Regions from separate parts of the Homo sapiens genome. Here regions 1, 3 and 4 are each linked to region 2. The links are chromatin contacts, found by Hi-C or POLR2A ChIA-PET in ENCODE. All regions are on one chromosome and are shown on one strand. Each heading gives the region's core, a stretch centred on a gene start or an enhancer-like site at or near the end of the contact. The rest is flanking DNA. Distances are from core to core; before and after follow the strand shown.

The links. Hi-C counts contacts between places; a loop is a spot of excess contacts on that map. ChIA-PET counts read pairs that join two places held with the same protein, here RNA polymerase II (POLR2A). Pooled maps may share reads with other maps.
Region 1: a pooled map shows a loop between it and region 2 (3-fold over the local background). The contact joins two enhancer-like sites. A Hi-C loop is called at or near these places in 3 of 37 single-sample maps with no recorded cell type and 11 of 50 pooled maps.
Region 3: a map of heart right ventricle shows a loop between it and region 2 (5-fold over the local background). The contact joins two enhancer-like sites. A Hi-C loop is called at or near these places in 1 of 168 maps with a recorded cell type or tissue (heart right ventricle), 1 of 37 single-sample maps with no recorded cell type and 12 of 50 pooled maps. POLR2A ChIA-PET finds 5 or more read pairs at or near these places in 1 of 52 experiments (activated CD4-positive, alpha-beta memory T cell).
Region 4: a loop to region 2 is called in a pooled map, with 2.3 times the contacts of the local background. The contact joins two enhancer-like sites. A Hi-C loop is called at or near these places in 1 of 37 single-sample maps with no recorded cell type and 12 of 50 pooled maps. POLR2A ChIA-PET finds 5 or more read pairs at or near these places in 3 of 52 experiments (activated CD4-positive, alpha-beta T cell, activated naive CD4-positive, alpha-beta T cell and naive thymus-derived CD4-positive, alpha-beta T cell).

The regions. Positions count from the first base shown.
Region 1 is chr2:8,513,103-8,517,989 of GRCh38, reverse strand. No RefSeq gene overlaps it. Among named protein-coding and RNA genes, the nearest start is that of LINC01814, 68 kb to the left of the region's middle. RefSeq lists enhancers at 2,533-2,582, 2,783-2,892. Within about 2 kb of position 1,994, at least 14 of the 41 ENCODE cell types and tissues checked have a DNase peak (open chromatin) inside an H3K27ac peak, as active enhancers do.
Region 2 is chr2:8,143,360-8,147,997 of GRCh38, reverse strand. All of the region lies in intron 7 of LINC00299 (long intergenic non-protein coding RNA 299), which reads left to right. Among named protein-coding and RNA genes, the nearest start is that of LINC00298, 170 kb to the right of the region's middle. RefSeq lists an enhancer at 2,336-2,385. Within about 2 kb of position 1,482, at least 5 of the 41 ENCODE cell types and tissues checked have a DNase peak (open chromatin) inside an H3K27ac peak, as active enhancers do.
Region 3 is chr2:8,531,775-8,536,703 of GRCh38, reverse strand. No RefSeq gene overlaps it. Among named protein-coding and RNA genes, the nearest start is that of LINC01814, 50 kb to the left of the region's middle. RefSeq lists cis regulatory regions at 1-1,028, 1,051-2,053. Within about 2 kb of position 1,459, at least 24 of the 41 ENCODE cell types and tissues checked have a DNase peak (open chromatin) inside an H3K27ac peak, as active enhancers do.
Region 4 is chr2:8,406,136-8,410,473 of GRCh38, reverse strand. No RefSeq gene overlaps it. Among named protein-coding and RNA genes, the nearest start is that of LINC00299, 80 kb to the right of the region's middle. Within about 2 kb of position 1,558, at least 6 of the 41 ENCODE cell types and tissues checked have a DNase peak (open chromatin) inside an H3K27ac peak, as active enhancers do.

The sequences.
Region 1 (4,887 bases), core at 745-3,244, 370 kb before region 2:
TAGGTGATTCCGGGTCTCCTGCCTCCAGGGCCTGTCATGAGGACTCCACAGAAAGTGACTCCACAACAGTGGGACTCAATGAGCACCTTTGGGAACTTATCCCCACCTCACCTTTAACATTAAAAAAAAAAATCACATCAAAACAGAGTGGCAAACTGGTAAAAAGTACAGATACTGGAGCCCCACTGCCTGCACCCAGGCTGCAGGAATTTCTAGCAGTGTGATACTCAGGACACTAGGCAACTTGCTTCTCTCCCCCACCTCAGTTTCCCCATCTGTAAGATGCTGATGATGGCGGCTGACAGTGCCCATCTTGTAAGGTTGCCACGAGGATCAAATAATTTTATATATATATATATATATATATATTTTTTTTTTTAGACCGAGTCTTGCTCTGTCACCCAGGCTGGAGTACTGGGGCATGATCTCAGCTCACTGCAACCTCCACTTCCCAGGTTCAGGTGATCCTCCTGCCTCAGCTCCCCCAAATAGCTGGGATTACAGGCATGTGCCACCACACACAGCTAATTTTTGTATTTTTGTAGAGATGGGGTTTCACCCTGTTGCCCAGGCTGGTCTCGAACTCCTGAGCTCAAGTGATCCACCTGCCTCGGCCTCCCAAGTGCTAGGATTATAGGACTGAGCTACCGCGCCTTGCGATTATAGATACTCTTAATCACACATGCTGGGAACAGTCCCTAGCAGGTGTGGAAATCAATAAATATAAGCTACTAGAGTATTATCTGTATTAAAGTGGGTGGTCTCTGAATACGGGTGCTCCTTCAAGCCTTTTGCGGGGTGGCTTGTTTGGAGGGAGGCTTTACTTGCCGTTCTGCCTCCCAGCCAAGCTGCTCCGTGTTGGACCTGTGCAGGCAACGAGGGGCTGAAATGGTGCTTAATGGCAGCATGGCGTGTCCTTTACTCCAGGCTGTACGCGGGCAGCTCCGAGATCTCCATTTCTGAGCCTCTTGCTCCACTGTAGACTTGGGAACTACTGCTTCTGCTCCCCCAGGTGCATCACCGTCTACGGGAGGAGGATGCTGAGGGGCAGTAGGACTTGGACCTGCCTTGGTGTGACTGGCCTTGGAATTCCAGATGTGCCACTTCCAAGCTCTGTGACACAGAGCAGGTTACTTCACCTCTCTGAGCCTTGGTCGTTATTGTTGATTGCTCAATGAGCATTTATTGAGCACCTCCTTTGTGTGGAGTTCTATTTTAGGTGTGAGAATTAATAGATTCACATAGCCACTAGTCACTGTTACTTAGACATGGCTCTGGGCCTGAGAGAACGTGAAATCTATTAGGGAAAAGATCACTAAATTGATGATGGTCAAGCGTGCACAAGAGTGGGAAAAGGTCCTGGAAGGCTCTCCAAAGGACGGGCTGCATTTCAGGGAGAGATGGGAAGCAGCCTGCGGGATCGGGGTACCCTGGAAGGGTGTGTGAGGGGTGGAGGGTGAAGGTGAGGAGGCAGGTGGCACAGCTGTAAAAATGACACAGTGTGAATGCGTGGGGCTCAGGGCAGGCACGCCAGCTCCCAAAGTGTAGGGCCATGCACTATGTTATGTGGTTTAAGCAGATAACTCATTTCATCCTCATAAATCCTCTGAACTAGTCACAGTATTTGTAACTCAATGTTACAAATTACAAGTAATGATAAACCACAGCCTGCCCGAAGGTCACAGAGCCAGGACATGCAGCATGGGCAGTAGGTGGGCTCCACTCTGAGCCCTAGGCTTCACCACAAGGCTCTGCTGCCTCCTACTGTGTCTTCCTTTCTTCCTGCCATGTTGGAGGAACTCAACTGGGAACCACTAGCCGCAGTCCTGAATGGGCCCTTTCTTCCCATGAGGACACCTGGCTGGAGGTTGGGGCCCAGAGGAAGTGGAGCGACAGCAGGTGTAGAATGGTTTCTGTTTGCTTCTCAGTTCTGAAGTGTTTCCTCTGATAACATTCACAGACAGCAGCTCTGCTGGACAGTTACTGCCCACCTGGAGGGCTTGAGGTGCTCTGTGTGGGGAGGTGGAGGAGGGGAAGGGGAGGAGGAGGAGGAGGGGAAAGGGAGGAGCAGGAGGAAGAGGAGGGGGAGAAGGAGGAAGACCTTGAGGAGGAGGAAGATAGGGAAGAGGAAGGGAGGAAGGAGAGGGAGGAGGGGGAGGAGGGGGAGGAGGGTGGATAAAGAGGAGCAGGAGGCAGCCATGCCCAGTGCCTGAGCAGGACCTGAGTGTGCTGTTCCTGAAGGTATTAGGAACCTCGAGCTTTCTACACCCCAGCTTCCTTTGGGTTGAGGTGTTCCTGAGACATTCACAGTGTCAAGGGCAGCCCTCCTTCGTGACGCAGGGGACGAGATACCATCGGAACAGGAGTATATTTAGAAGACAGGAAACCAGCCCTCCAGCTTGCCCTTGATTTTACAGCCAGCGTTTTAGCCTTGTGAGCACCCCCGGAATTGACTGAGGCTGCAGGGCACTGTGAGAGGCCCTGCAGCCACCCATGTGGCCTCTTCCCCTTTTCTCCTCTCTGCCTCTTGGCCTCTCTGCTGTCTCTCTTTCTGTTTCTATGCTGTGCTGGCTTTGCTGGGGTTGTCCCAAAGTGATGGGGGAGAAATGACATTTTACTTGGAACTGAGTCATTTTGCTGGATTTTTTCAGCTGCGTTCCTGATTAGTAAACCTGTTTCAAGAATGGGAAAATGCACGGGGCTATTTTTAAGTGTTCTCAGCACCAGTGTCCCTAATTCCTAGAACAGACATCAATTGCTTTTCTAGTCTCAAATGCAGATAAACATGCGGCAGCGACATGACCTTTAGCAAAGTAGACTTGCCTACCAACAGTTTGCTCATCTGTAAAATGGGGCTCACACACCCTACCTCATGGGCAGAGGAAGAAATGAGACAATGAGCACCTGACCCCCCACACAGTGCATATTGCCTATGGGTGTTTAATGTGCTGAAGGTTCCTCTGGTGGTTTTTTTCTGGATGAAACTGTGCCAAGACCAGCCCCAGGGGAACTGGTGAATCCCCTGGTGTGCTAAATACAGGTGTGTTTCTTAGTTTAAAATCCGCCTTTGGTCGGCTACTGGAGGAATCATACTGAAACTTGTACTTAAATCATCAGCTGGGAGAAAAGTTGGTAACTCCTGCTCAGTAAATAAACATTTGCCAAGCCCTCCCGTGCTAGCTCTGCACAGACAGATGGAGAGGGAAAGGGAGGTCACACAGCTCTGCCTGAGAGCCTCCATGAAGGGAAGGAGGTGAGCACAGAAATGAGGACCAGGCAGTGAGAATTGTGGGATGGGGATGGGGTGCCTGGCTCTACTAGGGGAGTTTGGAAATGGCTTATCTGCAGGTCTCATTATCCATGGTTGAAAGCTAGAGGACACTCCAAAATGCAGCAGTAGTGGAAAGACTGGGGCACCATACGCTGTGAGGAATACGTGACCTTCCAAGAATGAAACACATTTATGTGGCTAATTTAAATGACAGCCGTGATCAATTTAGTGTCTGTTGAGTGCTAGACATCGTGCCCAGTGGTTTGCATGTACCTCCTCATGGGATCTTCACAGCAGCTCTGTGGGGCTGGTACTGTCCTCATCTCCAGATTACAGATGGGGCCAAGATACTTGCTCAAGGTTGGACAGTTAAGAGACAGCAGAGTGGGGTTTGAATGAGATCTGTGTGACTTGAAGTTGGCTCTGCCTGTGCTGGCACCTGGCTTCCCTGCTCAGAGGATGGGCTCACCCTTCTCCCCTGGCCCATGCCAGCAGTGAGGGAGGCATCCTAGGTTCCCTGGTCTCTCTTGCTACCATGTCCAAGCAATGTTGAGTCCGAGCTATCCCGCCTCCCTCAGCGCCATCCTAATTCTGCTTCTCATCCCCTCCCCGCTGCCCCACATGGGTCCCGCCTCACCCTCTGTCTCCTGGCCTCCTGCAGGAGCAACCTAGGTGGTCTCCTTCTGGCTGTTCCTCCTCAAACCCATGCCTTCGTGGCTGTCAGTGAGCCCTATAAAATGCAGTGGCACGTCCCTCTCCAGGGTACCCACCTTCAGGACCTCCCTACTCCCACACTCTTGGGACATGTCTGTCTCCACCTCAGCATCCCCAGTGGGCCCTGCCTGCCCCTCCAGCCTCCTCTGGAAGGATCCCGGCCCCCTGCTTCGTGCCCAGGACCGTGAAGCTGTTCAGGGTCTTGCTCAGGCCAGGCCAGCTCCCCTCTTCATGCTGTCCCCACCTCCAGCTCCTTCCTTTCCCTTTGCCTGGTGGCTCCTGCTGTGAGACTCAGCCCTGGCACATTTCTTCCAAGAAGCCCTTCCAGACGCTCTCCTCCCAAACTTCCCGTGAAACTCTATGGGTATCCCGGTTCCACTGGGTCTTTCTCATGACACGGGAGTCTCTTTCCATCTTTTTTCATCTCTGTGCCCTCGCACATCTCACACTTGACACCTGACATTGGAATGCACAAACAAGACAGATTCACATCAAATCTGGATTCGACAGCTGACCAGCCAGGCTTTGTCCCTCATTCTTTCTTTTTTCTTTCTGAGGCAGAGTCTCACTCTGTCGCCCAGGCTGGAGTGCAGTGGTGCAATCTCGGCTCAATGCAACTTCCATCTCTGGAGTTAAATGATTCTCCTGCCTCAACCTCCCGAGTAGCTGGGATTTCAGGCATGTGCCACTACACCTGGCCATTTTTTGTATTTTTAGTAGAGACAGGGTTTCACCATGTTGGCCAGGCTGGTCTCCAACTCCTGACCTCAGGTGATCTGACCACCTCGGCCTCCCAGAGTGCTGGGATTACAGGCATGAGCCACCATGCCCGGCTTGTCCCCCATTCTATTTGTGCCTTGGTTTTCACCACGGGGAATGGGAACAGCAATGCCTGCCTCCTG
Region 2 (4,638 bases), core at 233-2,732:
ACCAATCTCTATCTCTCTCTGATATTATACATATATATGTATATGTATGCAGACTGCACGTCCTGAGTTTAATATAATTACTAACGCGATGGACACTGCTCTAGGGCCTTCACATGTAGCAACTCATTTAACCCTCAAAATAACACAATAAGGGAGTGTTGTGGTCAGACTTCCCCAAAAACAGAACCAATAGGAAATATATATACATATATGTATATTTTTATATACACACACACATATATATGCATGTATATGTATGCATATCTATGTACACACATAATATACATACATGTATGTGTGTATATGTATGTGTGTGTGTGTGTGTGTGCATATGTATATGAATGCACCTAGCTAGAAAGACCTAGCTAAAGGCAGGAACCTTGGGCAGCATGTCAGGAATCTGACAGAAACATGCAGAAAGCCAGGAGAATCTCAACCTCTTCTCTATGACTCTGCCTTTTCTCTATCTCTTTCTCCTTGGCATATTACAAAGGCTGTGTGATATAATACCCAATAGGAAAGTGTAGTGGTCAGGCTCCCTCAGAAACAGAACCAACAGGAGATACATATATAGACACACACACACACACACACACACACACACACACACACGTGTATGTGTGTATATATATATCATATTATCATATGTATGTGTGTATGTATGTATATGTGTATATGTATGTGTGTATATCCACACATATATACACATGAACATATATGTATGTGTGTAAATGTATGTGTATATATTATATGTATGTGTGTATATATGTGTGGATATATACACACACATATATACACATATACACATATACACATACATATTATATATATACACACACACACACACACACACACACACACACATACAAGTGTGTGTGCCTATGTATGTATGTATGTATGTACCTATTTATCTATCTAGGTATATCTCCCATTGGTTCTGTTTCTGGGGAAGCCTGACTACTACACGTCCTTACTGGATCATTTTAAGAATTAAATGAGTTGGTACATGTGAAGTCCATAGAGCAGTGTTCAACATGTTAGTAATCATATTAAACTTAGTACTTGCAGTCTGTGTACACTCTTTGCATGATCTAAGGCATTGGGTGGGGCACTGTTCTTGTCCTCAGGAAGAAGACAGTCCCATGGGAGGGCACATGGCCATTGTAATATGCTGAGGAGAAGGAGATAAGAAAAGGCGGAGTCCTAGATAGAGAAGAGGCTGTGATTGCCCTGGCTTTCTGCACATTTCTGTCAGATTCCTGACATGCTGCCCAAGGTTCGAGCGTTTAGCTATGTCTTTCTAGCATTATAAGAAGGGGTGAATTTAAGGGGATGTCAGCTTCCCAAATGTGAGACTGGCTTTTGTACAGGGAAGTTGTTTCTTGTTCAATACTGGGGTTACAGAAGGCAAAGCATCTGATGGACCTGTGCCACTTGGCTTTGATAAAGAGCAGCTGTTTTCCTGGCAGGTGCACATGCCCATCTATGCTAAGGGCTGGCACAGCGGCAGGTTAGTTAGAGAGCAGTTCTCATCCTGGGGAAAGTCAGGGCCCAGGGAGGGAAATCTCCACCTGGAAAGCTGTGATCCCACAGTGTTGCTGAAAAGGACGAGAGGAGGGAGTAGCCAGCACTGATGGAAACCAGGGAGGGCAGTGGAATTTCTGTGGATGATAAGCTGGGGGCCAAGGGGTAAATAGCAAGTCCCAGGAGAAACACCTCCCAGATGGAGGGCACAGTCTGAGTAAGGTCTCACCTCACATGGAGGAAGCAGAGTGAAGTTTGGCTCCAGGGAGAAGGCCTTTGTGTACTGGGAGTGTGGAGGTGAATTGGCATTAGGTGACAGATGTGAGGCCTGTCTAGCCTCAGCAAAGCTCATGCCTAACAAACCCATGACATGATTGTGCACAGTTCATTTTGATGATGAGATGGCAGTGCCATAAGTGCTGATAAACTGCTTTTTCTCTAGCTGTTTTTTCCTGAATTCTAATACAATTTTATGACACCATCCAGAGAAGGACCCCTCAGTGACAAAAGCATTGTCATCTATCACCTCTATCACCCAGCGTGGCACCTTGCTTAAAATAAATTTTTAATATTTCTTTCTAGAAATGAATTAAACTGTAAACTTTTGCTTTTCAGCTCATCCTATCCAACCAGTCAATGTTGAGTGATCATTGGAAGAAATATAATAAAAGAATTTCAGATTTCAAAGGATGCCATGATATTGGCTATCCACCCATCTCACTGAGATGAAGTTACCAAGTGATATGATTTGGTTCTGTGTTCCCACTCCAATCTCATGTCCTGTTGTAATTCCTGGTATTGGAGGAAGGGCCTGGTGGGAGATGAATGGATCATGGGGACGGAATTCCCCCTTGCTGTTCTCGTGATAGTGAGTTCTCATGAGATCTGGTTGTTTGAAAGTGTGTAGCACTTCCCCTTTCTGTCCTGCTCTGACCATGTAAAGATGGTGCCTGCTTCCCCTTCACCTTCTGCCATGATTGTAAGTTTCCTAAGGCCTCCACAGCCATATTTCCTGTACAGCCTGCAGAACCATGAGTCAACTAAACCTCCTTTCTTCATAAATTACCCAGTCTCAGGTAGTTCTTTATAGCAGTGTAAAAAATGGACTAATACACCAAGGCATTGAGATCTTAAGCAATTTGCCTAAAATTACCAAGTTGCATAGCTCACCAGATAGGGACCACCCAAATCTTTATAGTTTAGGAAATAGAGTGTAAATGCAAGTCCTCCAGGATCGCATATATTTTCAGATATGGTCTATTCATTTGTTTATGGTTGGTCTTCTTTGTTTTTTTGAGAGTGGTGCTAGTAAGATCGAGTTTGTTGGTCTAGTTTTGTTATAGATGAATTGACTTTTGTCTGTCCCTTGGTGATGGGCCGCACTGCTCACTAGCGCCTGACCTAAAATAATCAGTGGTTGGAGGGCAGCTGAATCAGTGCAAAATCACCTCTTGAGTGTCTAGTGGACATTTTCCAGAACTGTGCTAGCTGCTGGAGCTTAAAGGATGTTAGAAGATGAGTCAGACATGGTTTGTGTCTTTATGAACTCAAAACTGATTGGCAAAATATCATAAATGCAAGAAGAAAAGGGATGAGTAAAAGAAAGAGTGAAATAACCATAGAAAGTGGCTGGCAAGATGACCCAGCTTCCAGCTTCTTCCCCTCATCATGGTAGGTGAGTGTCTCCATCATCTCAGCCAGAGTGCAGTTTTGCTTGTCCACTTAGACAAGAACCAATTGATGCCTTTGCAATAATTTGCCATTTCAAGGAAATGAATTGAGGTTTCCACCCTGAAAATCAAGGATGAGGAAACAGCAAGAAAGAGGCAGGAAGCACTATTTGCAAGCCAGTGAGACTGGAAATGAAGAAGAGAATGAATGTTGTTAGGGCACAGTCCAGAGTTCTTCAGGGCAGACTGCATTTTCTGCAATGAGATAAGAAGAGCAAGGAAACACCAGTTTGTAATAGTGTCTCTCTGGCCAAGAGAGTCTATCTGTGGGCTATGCATGATCTCCCAGGTAGAAAAAAACATTGAGAACAAATTGATTTTGGATGGGAAATTCCTTGCAAAGTTGACAGGTGATTGTAGTGGCACCTTTCACGGAATCCCTTAGAAGCAGAAAACACATAGCGTTTTGATACTTTGAACTGCATGTTTGTTGCCAGGGCCAGCCACCCCAAAAGAGCCCAGCCCACTCATGGCTACATGGCAGCAAATTTCTACACAGGTGCAAAAGGACACTCCTACCCATGCCTGGCTAGGGTGATCTTTGTAGGACCACACAGTTTGTTATGACTAGTTTTCCAGAAATTAACAGAATTAGACACAGAATTAACCCCAAAATATCAAAAAGATAACTATAAGCAACACCTCTAAAATTAAACCCTTTTAAAATAGTACTCAGCCAAGGGACTCTTTGTAACCATTCATAATCCTTTGTCCAGGCTCTAGCACACAATAAATGCATACTAAACATCTGTGGAATGAATAAAAAATGCATAACGATGTAAAAAAGAAATTTAGAAACACATCAACTTAATGTCTTTAACTATGTGTGAACATGCACAGATAATTAAGAAACTGATTACATTTACAGGTTTAGGAAATAATCACTTAGGATAATATTTCATTACAAATTCATTAGAATTAGACTTTTCAGGTTGGCTATGTTGTCTAATTTACCCTCACAACAGAGTAGATACTTCTATGGGCATAAAGTATGTTATACTTTATGTCATACATAAAGTTTTGCAGAAACTAGTGCTCAGAGACATTGAGTGACTGCCATGAATGATTACTGGAATAAAATACGTTGGGCAAATGAATAAGCAACCCACCCGACGTGGCCCAGTCAGTGCAAGCTCGGACAGACAAAGCTGGGGTTTTTTTGGTTCCCACTTAGCACCCTGATTTAAGAGAACTCCTAAGTTAAGCTAAAAAGGGATGTGTTGCTGATGACTCCATCATAACCTGCTTCTCTGGGTTTTGGTTACAGAATCACTAATTGAAAGATATCGCAAAACTTTAACCTCTTTATCCTCATTCTATAGACCATTCCTCCACAAGTGCATATCACTATTCCTCATGCCAGTGTGGAGTTTCGGAAGGTAAG
Region 3 (4,929 bases), core at 210-2,709, 390 kb before region 2:
GCGTGACAAACCTCCCCCACCCCCAAACCAGGAGCTAAAGGGAACATTAGTCCTGTTCTCTGGATGACAAGGCGGAGGACCTGGGCCTCCACGGGCCATCACATATAGCAGGGGCTCAGAGTGATGTCTTGGGGGCCCAGGCCTGTGTGATGGTGTCATGATCTCCAGGAATGGAGAACAGATGATGTGTGATGTTTTGCAGAGGACATCCAATGTGGGTGGGAAGGGGTCTGCCCAGGGAGGAAGGATCTGGACTCACGGGGCTGAGGTGAGGGGGGTCAAGTGCCCTGCAGGGCCAGAGGCACTGGCCGGAGGGGCTTGCCCAGGTCCTGGCTGGTTTGGGCCTGTTCGTCTCATACCTTCCCCAGGCCTGGCACTGGGCTAGGATGTGGATCTTATTCTGTCTCTCCGAGGCAGCAGTGGGGCGGGTACTGCTGGGTGAGCCCAAGCCCGGGGCTGCCGCCGACTTCAACACTGAGCTCTCAGCCTCCCACGTGCCTCCCGCCCCCTGGGCCGCTTCCCCCAGAGATGAGTAAAGGACTGAAAAATTAGAACCAGGAGGGAAGTTTGGGGGAAGGTGAGGCTGCAGGCTGGTGGTGAAGTCTGCAAGCACAGGAGGATTACGGCTTTTTACACGAAGGGTGTTGGGTGGGTGGTTCTCTCTCCTCTGCTCTGGACAGAACACAGGAAGCTGGCTTGGATGGCAGCACCGAGCCTTCGAGCTGGGGTAGGGAAGAGATCTTGCCAGCAAGGGGCAGATATGCAAATGAGTTACTAGTAAACCTCCGTGTGTGGAAGTCTCAGAGATGGGCTGGTGATGCCTGGTAGCCGTGACCACCTGCAGCAGAGTTCCAGGATTTCTGCAGGGACCACTGTGGGAGCCCCCCGGGCTGCGTGAGAATCCCCACCAGTCACTGAGTCAGTCCAAACCTTGGTGTCCCTATCTGTGTATTGACACAAACGTTTCTGCTCATGAGACTGCTGTGAGGATTGGAGAGATACTGTGTGTTTTCAGATCGAAAGTACCACACACGTGCGACCCTCAATGCACACACGTGCACACGCATGGACCCTGGCAGATGCGCTGGGTCCAGATGAATCATGGAATGTGCTGGGGTGTGCTCTGCTCCCCTCCTCAGCCCCCTTCCTCTCCCTGGACTTTCTCGAGTCAGAGCAGAGATCCTCTGGGGCTGAGTTCAGTTGCATGGAGCCAGGGGAGCCACAAGGGCCTGGCGCTCTACGCCTCCCTCCTGGGCTTTCTCCCCCAGGCCTGGGAGCGGAGGAGACATGGAAGCAGCTGGGTGGATCCAGCCAGAGGTGAGAGTATAACCAGCAAAGCAGCATTTGCAGGCTGAGATCTCCTCCCCCTGCTGCAACTTACTGGGAGCGGGGCCTGTTGCACAACCAGGCCTGCCTGGACGTTCACCAGGAGCTTACCCAGAGGGTGGCTGGGGGCCCAGGACCTTTCTGGCTGCAGTGGCTCCAGGCCTGGGCCACCCCTCACCCGCTCAGCCTGGACCTAGGCCCTGCTGGCTTGGCCCCATCTCGGGACTGGCCTGGGCTGGGGTGGGGCTGTCCTCTGGCTCCTGTCTTTGCTGACCCTGCAGGCCAGCCCTTGCAGCTGTAAGGGGTTAATTAACAGTCACGCCGGGCAGAAGGGTGGTAACCAAAGGGGAAAAAGTGGGGAAGTGACAAAAGTTGAAGAAATCTCACAGGGCCCTCACAGCTGGGGGCTCTAGTTCCTGATTCTCTTGCTGAGACGGTGCCTGACGGCAGCCCTTGGCCTCTGCCTCCCCTTCCACCCCCGCCAGTGAGGGTGCAGGTTCCCCTCCCGACACATCCCCCCAAGCACCCCTGACTCAGCTCCTTCCACAGCCTGCAGATCCCGCAGCGGGTGGCTGTGGGGCTGGGAGTCTGGTCAGGGGTCAATTGCATTTCCTCGCTGGTCTGCCCTGGATGCTTCCTACTCAGAGGCCGAACATCTGAGTCTCAGGGAGGTCAAGTGACCAGCGGTGTGCCTGAGCTCATGGCCAGTGGTGTGGCTGGGATCCAACCCCCGCCTGCAGTGGGGCTATGCCGCCGAGTTCCTTACTCCTGAACTCTGCAGAGGGGTCTGGGGAATGGGCGAGAGGGTCCACAGCCAGGAAGGCTGTCATGCACGCAGTGGAGCTTTAGTGCGCCCTGTCCTGTCCGGGGTGGGAACCGGTGAAGGACTTAACCTGACAAGGGACAGAAGTGCCTCCCCACGAGAACTCGTCCCTTTGAGCAGCCACTCATGGACCCAACAGGATAGGAAGCACCTGCAGCCCTCTCTGCAGGGAAGAAGCCCTGACTCTGGGGAAGAAGGCCTCCCTTGGGTCTTCTCTTGGGTCCTCTTGCTGAGATTTGGACCCAGGGCTCATGCCCATTAGCCTGGGAGTGTCTCTCCTGGTCCTCCTGCGTGTCCTGTCCTGACAGAGCGGACATGCATTTCTCCAGTGTGACCACATCGGGGCTGAGTTTAAAAAGCCAAGTCCCATTTCTAGCTGGTAGTGTTGAGAAGGAAGCCACATGGGGTGGTGAGGAGGTGGGTGGAAGAGGGGGGCCTGGCTCCTGTGGGAGGACTGCTGTCCCACTGTCCACCTCCCCTCCAGGTCAGCCCTGGGTCTCCCTCCTCATCCTCCTGAGCATTCTCTCCATGAATAAGGGAGGTGATTCCAAGAGGCCCGTAGCGGGTCCTGGGGCAGAGGCTTCGAGTTTAATTTTATCGTGAATACATTTGGTATCGTAATGAGAAAGCACAGTAATAATGATGATGGTAACAAAGTCATTCATTCAACATCGACTGCATGCCACAGCACACCCTAAGCTTGGACGCTCTGATATAATCCTTCCCACAAATTTAACATCCCTAGTACTGATGAAGACGTTGGGATACAGAGAAACGTGCTGAGTTTCCACGGCTGGAGAAAGGCAGAGCTGGATTTAAACCTGGGGCCTGGAGCCCCATGCTCGCCCTTTCTCTATGTGGCTCCTTAAACCTGTAGGTGATCGGCTCCATCCTTCAAGACCACACTTGGGGTTTGTCAAGGGTAAAGTAGGTTTATCATCTTAAAGCTCTGCTTTGTGCTAAGGCTAGAAAAAAACCCGATTGCTCACCTCAGAGCTTACAGGTGAAGAAATCACCATTTGCCTATTCACGCGGGGCCAGGGAGATGGTGGAGACACCCACAGTTGAGGGGCTGTGAAAAGAGAGGCTAACTCTAGCTCAGTAAGTTTTTAGCCAAGTGACCTTGGGCAAAGTCCCTAATCTCCCAGAGCTCCAGTTTCTTCACCTGTAAAATAGGTGTGATAATAGCTTCTGGCAGGATTTATGAGTTTACATGGCTGCCACAGCATGGTACCCTGAACTGAGTGACGTCAACGACAGAAACGTATTGTTCTGCAGACCCAGAGTCCAAGATCAAGGTGCAGGCAGGGTCGGTTCCTTTTGGTCCTGGGAGGGAGACTGTTCCAGGTCTGCCCCAGCTCCTGGTGTTTTGCTGGCTGTCTCTTCCTGATTTCTGCCCATGTGGCTGTGCTCCTGGGGGATAAGACAGAGTGTCACAAAGTGGCCTGTGCTAGGCCAAGATGTTGGCTCCGTTGAGACAGAACCATGTCCTGTGTGCTCAAGCACAATCTATATTCCAGACCTCTGGGGAAAGGTGGGGAAAGAGATGGGTGAATGCTCTGGTTTCTCTCTTTAGTTGACGCTAGGGTAAGGGCCATACCCTCTGTTTGGGCCAGATTGGGCTGCTGGGCTGGGAGTCAGCTCTAAGAGCCACAGTGTGGGCCTTTCCCAGATCCCTCGTGGAATGGGGTGAGCAAGCTGCTAAGCTGCTGAGCACAGTGCTGCCAGCTCTGCGCTCCACCAAGCTCATTTTTATCCATTTCATTTTTACTTGGCAAATAATAATTGTCTGTATTTATGGGGTGCAATGTGATGTTTTGATACATGTTTACATTGTGAAATGATTAAATCAAGCTAATTAACAAATCCATCACTTCACAAATTTATTTTTTATACAGAATGGGGACTATAATAAATAAAAGATGCATTGCATATTTCGCAATTGCTAAAGCATAGTAGATTTTAAATGCCAGCTTCACTCTCTGTAGTCCGGTATAGACGTGGCCCCCCCCCATGCCCTTTCAGTAACAAAAACATACACACACATGCATGGATATGGAGCTCTTTAGACACATGACCGGATACTTGAAGGGCTGCTACTCTTTGGGACAATGTTGGCTGTTTACTGAGCTGTGAGTGAAGATGCTTACAAGATGATCAATGTGCTGAAGAAATTCCACTTTGCACTGGGGTGTAGCAGGCCAGCCCAGCCAAGTGCAAAGAGCTGATATCGTATTGGGAGCATGCTATGGTAATTGTGTGTGTGGTGGTAGGGGGCCTACTAAAGTTAGATGGGTAGAGCCATGGTGATACTTCATTTACCACCTCTGTAATCTAAGAACAGAAGCTATCACATGTCTATGACATGTCAGACACTGCTAGCATGTTCTTACAAGGGAGGTTATTATTCTCATTTCCAGAGAAGCATCCAGTCCTCAGGACTAAGTACTCTTAATGTCTGTTGGTTTATCTGTTCTTTGAATAGATCTTTTGTCCATGCATGATTTTACATTGTCATGTTAACTACCGGTTTACTGAGTTATGAAGATCTTCCAAATGTTGACACATTTCATTGTTCAATATCCAGAAGCCGCCATAATTAATATCAGCATCAATCTCTGTGGAAAAGTCTTGGAGTGCTCTCAGTCAAGTACAAGCTTCCCAAAATTCTAATTTTCACTTGAAATCTTAGATATTGTTGTTGACAATAAACGCTGTCAGTTGTTTGCCTTGAATGAACAGGCCTACTTTGTTTATTTTCAAGAGGATGTCTGCCAAAT
Region 4 (4,338 bases), core at 309-2,808, 260 kb before region 2:
TAGTCTGTCCTTCTGATATTTCTTTGTTTCTCTGTAGTCCCATTGTTGATTATTTCTTCCCCATTCATGCATTTACAGGTCTGACCTATATTAGAACTAGCGGTCTCTGGTCTCTGAGTCCTCGAGGGCTGGGTTCCTAACCATCTGTAAGTGCCAAGGCCAGTGCCAGGTCTTTAGTCAAGGTTAATAGATGGCAGCCGGTGAGATAGAATTCCAGCCTCCTGGGAGCCCCTCTCTAACCCTCCTCTGTTCCATCTCCAGCCCACACCCCCTTCTCCCTGGGCCAATCAGCTGCACTATTTCATCCCATCCTAATGAGGGGAGCAGGTGGCCCAGCCATACTCTGGGTCCCTTCTGTGCTTCTCCTTAGTCTTCCCAGCCACTGCTGATCCAGACCCAGACTCACACATGATGTTACGATGATATGGGCTTCAGCTTTGATCAAAGCTGAAAACTGCAGCTGAGACCTGTGCTGGCTGATAAATTAGCAAAGACTGATTTCAGCCAGTTGGGCCAGAGTCTGCAAATAAGTGGTGCCAAGAGCTGTTGGCATAGTTCTAAGTCAGGCCCTTCTAAACTATTCCTTAAAGAACGTCACATCATGGAGGAGGAAACTGGTGGTGTATTGTAGATGTAGGATGGTATCGAAAGGGCCCTCTGTAACCAAGAGGCCAGTAGTTCCCTTTGTCCCTGTTGATTTTCTGCCAGCTTACTCATACTCTGTCAGTAAAGTGGAGGAGAAGGTCATAGAAGAGAAAAAGACAGGGAGGGCCTGCATGTTTCTGTTATTTCCAGTGTGAACATTACAAGCAAGCTCATTAGGGTAATATTTTCAGTGGAAAGGTACATTTCTACTGGGCACAATGTAAGAATATTTTGCTCATGGAATTTTCACTTAACAATAGGGAAAAAAATCCGTTTTCACCAGGCAGCCTGGGCTCCAAGTATGGATTTGACAAGTGTTTCCCCAAATGCCACCAGGTCTGAAGTACGCAGCTGCTATGGAAATTTCAGAACTCTCAAAAGAGCCCCAAATGTATTTTAAACAATCACCAAATCACATATCTAAATTGCTCTTTCTATTGTTGCTAACAACATTTGGGTGTTATAATTAGAGCGACCCCAGAGATCTTGTCTGAGAAATCTTACACATTCATTTAGCTTCTGGACTTTCTGTGCTTTCATTTAGTGTCATGGTGAAATGCAAGGAGTCTGCCTGGCGACTTTCACATCCTATTCATTAGAAGTTTTACTTTCTGGCCCTAAGACGTTGATGTTTGGGTTTTCAGAAGTGTAAGATCATCTTGAATCTGAAACTGTCTTATCTTTGTGTCATTTTTCTTGAAGTCTCACCCACCTGTCTCTCAATCTCATGTCAAAAGTCATCCCATGACTCTTCCATGTTGTCTGATGTGATTTCTGGTTCAGTTTAATGAAGTTGTGAGAAAGCACATCATGGAGATGGAAGGAGGCTGTGTTTTCTACTGTGTGACAGTGTCATTGACTCATCCTAGCGATGCCACTCGCCGCAGGGCTGGAGAGCAGTTGATTGGCTCGAAGAAGAGGGCACATGGATTTATGTAAACCACTTGTGACCATGTTCGGGACTTTTGCAGGGCCTTAAAATTCTATCACAAATGACTCAGCTCTCTTCACAGCTATATTTTTTCAGGCATTTTTCCCCATTCAGGTTTGATAATTTTCTCTCTCAGTTCCTTCTGGTTAATCTTCTTATCTTCAAAATGTAAAACTACCATGCCCATTTTAAAATTAATTTACATGCTGAAGTTTTTTTTTTTTTTTTTTTCCAGACAACTTTCTCCTACCCTTTTTAAAGATGATATCTAACAGGGAAAAATCATGCTGACTTCTTAAAGTCTATTCTGGGATTTATTGGCAATTTGTTCACACACATTAAAGGTTATATTAGAAACTCCCCAAGTACTCACATTAACCAATGAATATAGCATATCGCAGATAACTTGGGCATCACTGTGGGACATAAACAAGGGGTCTCATTGCTTTATAATCTATGTATGTATACCCATTACAGCTTGGTATAGAGTAGCATTGAAAAACAGAGTAAGAATAACTTTTTGCTGGTCGGGCGCAGTGGCTCACAGCTGTAATCCTAGCACTTTGAGAAGCTGAGGTGGGTGGATCACCTGAGGTCAGGAGTTTGAGACCAGCCTGGCCAACATGGTGAAACCCTGTCTCTACTAAAAATACAAAAAAATTAGCTGGGCGTGGTGGCACAAGCCTGTAATCCCAGCTATTGGGGAGGTTGAGGAAGGAGAATCGCTTGAACCCAGGAGGTGGAGGTTGCGGTGAGCGGAGATTGTGCCACTGCACTCCAGCTGTGCAATGGAAGTGATACTCCATCTCAAAAATAAAATAAAATAAATATAAATAAATAATAACAAATAACTTTTTTTCTGTAAATTTTTCTGGATTTTTAGTGTCACACAGCATTTTGGCTCAGTTTTAACTGTTCCAATCACCTGAATTGACATTGTCATCGAGATCTTTATTGAATAAAACTGTGTGAATCAGATTCAGCTTTCTTTTGAGGATTAAAGTAGGCATTGGGAAGTATACAGTATTAGTCAGGGTTCTCTAAGCGAAACGTAACCTGTAGGACATATAGAGATAGACACGTGGGAGGTTTACAATGTTAATGGCTCCCAGGGTTGTGGAGGTCCAGACGTCCTGTGACCTGCCCTTTGCAAGCTGGGGAACCATGAAAGCTGGTGGGGAATTTAGTTCAAGTCTGAAGGCCAGAGAACGAGAAGTTTCAATGTCAGGAGGCAAGAGTAGAAGGATGTCCCAGCTCAAGCAGAGGGAGTGAACTCACCCTTCCTTCACCTTTTACTCTATTCATTGGATAGATGATGACACTCACATTGATGAGGATTGGTGTTCCTTACTCAGTACACTGATTCAAATGCTAATCTCTTCTGGAAACGCTGTACCAGGCAACCCAGAAATACTGTTTTACCAACTATCTGGGTATCTTGTAGCCCAGTCAAGTTGAAACATGAAATTAATGATCACGTATAACTTTGGTTAGACTGGAAGGTACAGAATCTGAAGCTCATAAAGTTCCCACCTTGAGGCCCAGGAAGTACTTTTAGTAAATTGCTGGTTACAGAGAAACCTGGAGGTAGAGTGATGATTTTGGACACAACTTTGTATGCCCCGGGTCTGCCTGAGAACTGAAATACTTCAAGAAAGACCAGGAAGTAATTCAGCTGCTCTGTGGGTGACTTTGTCCAGTATATGGAATAGGAATGAAAACCCCTGGTGAATGGAAAGGCTGGCTTGGTTTTCACACCGTTTCCATGCTGCTCTGCTTCCTGAGGGGCAGTTTAGAAGTTCAAGAGGGCTGTGTCCTCACATGGCCGGGGAGACGGAGCACCAAGCTGGGGCTCTGTGTGGTTCAGATCTGCTACCAACTGCGTGTCATTTAAAATCAGTTCTTTTGTGTAAGGATTTAGAAATAAGCTTTATTTTTAAAATTAATTTGTGTGTGTGTTGAGGGTGGACAGTGCTAATGGCATCATTTTAATTGGGATTTTTTTAAGCATAATTTTTAAATAAAATATTTTCTAATTTCGAGCAAGGATTCCTTTATTGGGGATTTTAGCTTTATCTTTTTTTTTTTTTCCCCTGAGATGGAGTCTTGCTCTGTCACCCAGGCTGGAGTGCAATGGCGCAATCTCAGCTCACTGCAACCGCTGCCTCCCAGGTTCAAGTGATTCTCCTGCCTCAGCCTCCCAAGTAGCTGTGATTACAGGCGCATGCTGCCATGCCTGGCTAATTTTTTCGTATTTTAGTAGAAACGGGGTTTCACCGTGTTCCCCAGGCTGGTTTTGAACTCCTGAGCTCAGGCAATCCACCTGCCTCGGCCTCCCAAAGTGCTAGGATTACAGGCGTGAGCCACTGCGCCTGGCCCGAGGATTTTAGCTTCTTACATAGACCAATAACTATGTTATCTTACTAATAGGCCATATCTAAGTGTTCTTACCACAAAAATGAGAAGTATGTGAGATGTATTGCATATGTTAACTAGCTCAACTTAGCCATTTTACAATATACACATATGATGTTGTGAAAAATATAAATAAAATATAAATATAAGGCATAGACAACTTTTGTCAGTTAAAAAAACAGACCCAAAAGTGTATTGCTTAGATCAATTCTCTAATAAAATCTAGGTGAGACCAAATTTAGAAAGATCACAGGATGCCTGGATGCCAGGTTGTCTCAGATGTGTGAGAGAAGCCTGCCTGCTTCTAAAAAGTAACTTTAAGGAAATGGACTCCTTTTCCTGCTTCC